2 separate regions of the Homo sapiens genome follow, and region 2 is linked to region 1. A link is an interaction called in ENCODE POLR2A ChIA-PET data of the cell type or tissue named here. Cell type or tissue: PC-9. All regions are shown on one strand.

The links. ChIA-PET counts read pairs that join two places held together with the same protein. Peaks named below come from ENCODE experiments on the same cell type or tissue, not always from the same donor. Only the 100,000 strongest peaks of a DNase experiment are listed, where the experiment ranks them.
Region 2: POLR2A ChIA-PET joins it to region 1 with 8 read pairs; 2 of 35 experiments call an interaction of 5 or more read pairs at or near these places.

Annotation. Positions count from the first base shown.
Region 1 is chr3:194,461,811-194,464,310 of GRCh38, reverse strand. It overlaps ATP13A3 (ATPase 13A3), which reads left to right. Exons shown (of 34, transcript NM_001367549.1): 3 at 2,075-2,171. The coding sequence starts at 2,121. Among named protein-coding and RNA genes, the nearest start is that of ATP13A3, 24 kb to the left of the region's middle. In PC-9, no CTCF peak of the experiment used is centred here; no DNase peak of the experiment used is centred here.
Region 2 is chr3:195,384,341-195,386,840 of GRCh38, reverse strand. The region is part of intron 2 of ACAP2 (ArfGAP with coiled-coil, ankyrin repeat and PH domains 2); the gene reads left to right. Among named protein-coding and RNA genes, the nearest start is that of ACAP2, 57 kb to the left of the region's middle. In PC-9, no CTCF peak of the experiment used is centred here; DNase peaks (open chromatin) are centred at 1,090 and 1,670; H3K27ac peaks cover 1,355 bases.

The sequences.
Region 1 (2,500 bases):
TTCCACAATGGCACTGAGTTCAGTATCTTACTGGTTATTTATTTTTGCACCAATGTTTATGTATTCACATATTTGATAAGAATGTCGTAGTTAGGAGTGAAATTATTAAAACGACGTAAGTAACTGTACAGACAGACCCTTCTCTTTTTTGAGATGGAGTCTTTCTCTGTCGCCCAGGCTGGAGTGCAGTGAGGTGATCTCAGCTTACTACAACCTCCGCCTCCTGGGTTCAAGCAATTCTCTCACCTCAGCCTCCTGAGTAGCTGGGATTACAGGCACCCGCCATCATGCCCGGCTAATTTTTGTATTTTTGTAAAGATGGGGTTTTTCACCATGTTGGCCAGGCTGGTCTTGAACTCCTGACCTCAGGTGATCTGCCTGCCTTGGCCTCCCAGAGCGCTGGGATTACAGGCGTGAGCCACCACGCTGGGCAGATAGACCCCTCTTATTGGTTGCTTTATGATAGAACACCAAGAAGTTTCAACAATCTTTATGTATGGGGTTACTTTAAAATTCTGCATTTGGTTTTTACTTGGCTGTTAATTTATATCATCTTAAAATAAATAGGTATTGTTACTTAGTGCACATTTTTTAAATCAGGTCATTTATTCAGTAAGCATTTTTGAGTGCCTAGCGTGTGTCAAGCCTGCTGTGCACTGGGTAGATGAGTAGAGGTATGGGATCTGAAACGAAGGCAGTAATAGTCCTACTGTGAGATCAGCCTCATGTAAAGCAGTGGTTATCACACTCGGGGGGCTGAAACCCATTTACCTTCTTGAAAATTTTTGTGGATGCTAAAGAGCTTTTATTTATGTGGACTATAGCTATTGATACCATATATGAATTAAAACTGATATTTCAAATATTTATTACAAAAATAAAATTATATTTTAAGTAACATTTTTGGAAGATATTTTCTAAAAAAACAAAAAGTTAGAAAACTGGCATCGTTTTACATCTTGCAAATTTCTTTAATGTGTAGCTGAATGTTTAATATTTGAAATACAAAAAAAAAAAAAAAGGAAAAATATGTCAGTGGGCTCAATGAATTTTTTCCCTGGACAAGTTTTGTAGGTAGTCAGGAATAATCAGAAGGTTGCCCAGTGGACTTGGAATCGAATGATGGAGTCAGCTGAGTGCTCTCCAGTAGGAGTAAACCTGCCATAGCGATTGACTTTTGGCCAGGGATTGCCATTTATGTAATTGGTGCTTAGTAAATATTTATTGGATGATTAATAATCTCTGAGAAGTTTTTGGCTTGGTTTCATTGCTAGTGCCATAGCTCTTTACTATGCTACAGTGAATAATTTTGAGTTGTGTGAAGTACTTTTAGCTCAAGATGGTTAAACTACACTACTTCTGAATCTGTGGAATGAAAAAGGAAGACTCTGTTAGTAGTTCCTCTCAATATAAATTGTCCTGTATCACAGTAGTTGCTAGTCTAAATGAATTAATGAAATATGCCATGTTTTGTGGTAGTTAAGTAATACAGATTCAAGCACTGGTATCCCATTGAAAATGTCATTAGAACCAGCTAGCACTTTAGAAACTACTTAAGGGTCATCTAAAGTTTGATACATCCCATGAGCAAGTGATGAATACATCACTACTTTGGAAGAATTCAAATTTAAACAAAATCTTATTAAATATTAAAAGAACACTTCGATGGTATAAAACAGTGGTCCCCAACCTTTTTGGCACCAGGGACTGGTTTCATGGAAGACAGTTACGGGTGGGGAGGGATGGTTTCGGGATGAAACTGTTCAGTCTCAGATCATCAGGCATTAGATTCTCATAAGGAGCACGCACCCTAGATCCCTTGCACGCGCAGTTCACAGTAGGGTTTGTGCTCCTATGAGAATCTAATGCCTCTGTTGATCTGATGGGAGGTAGAGCTGGGGCAGTAATGCTTGCTTGCCTGTCACTCACCTCCTACTGTGTGGCCCTGTTCCTAACAGGTCCGTGACCCAGGGGTTGGGGACCCCTTGTATAATAGACAGTTGATAGAATGCAGTTGTATCGTCTACTAAGATAGAAGATAGTTCCCTAACGTCTGTTCCCTTTCTTCCCTCAGTGATCTTCCATTGTTTGAAGCACTGGACCTTTAATCCACTGTAGGTATGGACAGGGAAGAAAGGAAGACCATCAATCAGGGTCAAGAAGATGAAATGGTAACCAGCTGTTCTAATTTACTGGTGATGTGTGAAGACTTTATCTCTGCAATTTATTATTTTAGGGACTAGAAAAATGCAATTAACAACAGTGGCGGCAGCAGCTAACTCAATGGGCTTCTTTCTTCATCCTGTGCTTTTGAATTGGGATTGTGTAATATGTCTATTAGTTGCTTTTAGTATAATTCTTTTTTTACCTGTGGTCTGTTAAAACTGAGAAGAAGTATGTTTTTGCATTTGGTGATTTAAGAGGTAACATTGGCTAATATAATCCTAAATAAAAGATTTAAATACAATCCCAAATAAAGATTTCTAATTTTGACTTACAA
Region 2 (2,500 bases), 920 kb before region 1:
TATCCGCTTGTGATATTCCAGATCACTTTTTTTTTTTTTAAATTTTACTTTAAGTTCTGGGATACATGTACAGAATGTGCAGGTTTGTAACACAGGTATACATGTGCCATGGTGGTTTGCTGCACCCATCAACGCATCATCTAGGTTTTAAGTCCCACATGCATTTGTCCTAATGCTCTCCCTCCCCTTGCCCCGCACCTGACAGGCTCCGCTGTGTAATGTTCCCCTCCCTGTGTCCATGTTTTCTCATTGTTCAACTCCTACTTATGAGTGAGAACACGCGGTGTTTGGTTTTCTGTTCCTGTGTTAGTTTGCTGAGAATGATGGTTTCCAGCTTCATCCATGTCTCTGCAAAGGACATGAACCCATTCTTTTTTATGGCTGCTCAGATAATTTTTAAATACACTTCAATGTATTCCTCTTTTTTGTAATTAAAAAAAGTTGAGATAAAATTAACCTAACATAAAATCCAGTATTTCAAAGTGAGTAATTCATGGTTTTTAGTATAGTCCCAGTGTTGTACAACTATCACCACTATCTAATTCCAAAATATTTTTCACCCCAAAAAGAAACCCTGTATCTATTAGCAGTCACTCCCAATTCTCCTCTCCCTCTGTCTTCTGGCAACCTAATCTACTTTCTGTCCCTGGATTTGCCTATTCTGAACATTTCAAATAAATGGAATAATACAATATTTGGTCTTATGTGACTAGCTCCTTTCTCTTAGCATGTTTTTAAGAGTCATCCATGTTGTAGCATGTATCAGTCCTTTGTTTTTATAGCTGGATAATGCATCATTGCATGGATGTACCTCATTTTGTTTATCCATTCATCAGTTGATGGACATTTGAGTTGTTTCCCTTTTGTGGCTGTTGTAAATAATGCTGCTATGATCCCTTTCAGAGTACTCTTAATGTTATTACATCATTATTTCTCTTCAGAGACTTTCATGTCCCTTCCATAATAGCTACTCTGCAGAATTCTCCACTATTTTAAGTCTGACCATCTATATTATTTGTCCCGTATCTGGCCTATAAAACCCTACAGGGGAAGTTACACAACTGTTTGGTGAAACCAACTGATGGTGCTACACATTCCTGGAATTCTTGATATAAAGCAGTTTCCTCCAGACCCAGTCAGGTGCCTTTCTTGTTACCGTTAGTGGCTCTTCAAGACCTCAGGATTTGCCACATTGTTCTTCATTCTCAACAGATGACCTTGTCTCTTCTTCTGCTTGGTGGGAATGCCTTTATTTCTTGCTGCTAATCTAGAAGTTTAACAGAATCTGTTCTTACCATTTTAGTTTTTCTGCTTCTTTGAATAATAAAAGTATCCCTTTTTCTATGCAGTTCCAAGCCCCTTACCTCCTCAGGACTTTGCTTTAGCATCTCTCTCCTTTCCCTTCTCTGCCACCTCTATCTTAAGTAGATAAAGATTTTTTTTTTTTTTTTTACTAAGTTTGTTTCTTAGTAAAACAAAACAAAAGCAAACAACAATAGGAAAACCTCTCCCTCTGACAAGGAAGCACAAATCTCTATTGAATAATTACCATGTGCCAGTAAGTTTGTGCTAAGAATCTTTTTTTTTTTTTTTTGAATACAGAGATAGGGTTGTTGACCAGGCTGGTCTCAAATGCCTGGCCTCAAGAGTTCCTCCCATCTTGGCCTCCCAAAGTATTGGGCTTACAGGCATGAGCCACGCCTGTGCTAAGAATCTTTATGTGCATTCCCTTAGTCTTTTTTTTTAGTAACCATATATGGTTTGGTACCATTGTTATGTGTGATACAGAAGAAGAAATGGAAGTTTGTTGAGGTTAAGTTCACTCAGTCTCACTTAGATGTTTAAGTATGACAGTAGGTTGAACCTAAGCAGACTTAGCTGAGAACCCTATATTTTTTGCCGTAATATTTTACTATTAACCTGTCTCTCTTTGTTTTTATGGAAACTTTTAATTATTTTTGAATTTAATTTGTTGCATAATACCACCTATGTAGTACACAATTTGAAGGTAAAAAAGTGTGTACCCAGTGAAAATCAGTCATTTTCTAATCTCTTTCCTAGAGGAATGCACTGAACTAGTTTCTCTTGCGCCCTTGTGCAATTTTCTTTTTTTTTTGAGACAGCCTCGCTCTGTCACTGAGGCTGGAGTACAGTGGCATGATCTCAGCTCACTGCAACCTCTGCTTCCCGGGTTCAGGCAATTCTCCTGCCTCAGCCTCCTGACTAGCTGGGACTACAGGTGCGCACCACCATGCCTGGCTAATTTTTGTATTTTTAGTAGAGGTGGGGTTTTGCCACATTGGCCAGGCTGGTCTTGAACTCCTGACCTCAAGTGATCTGCCCAACTTGGCCTCCCAAAGTTTTGGGATTACAGGCGTGAGCCACCATGCCTGGCCTTTTCACAAAATTTTCTAAGTATATAAAAGTATTTGTACTCTTCAGTACAAATGACTCTCCCCATTTCAACAAAAATATTAGCACTGTTCTACATTTTGATTTT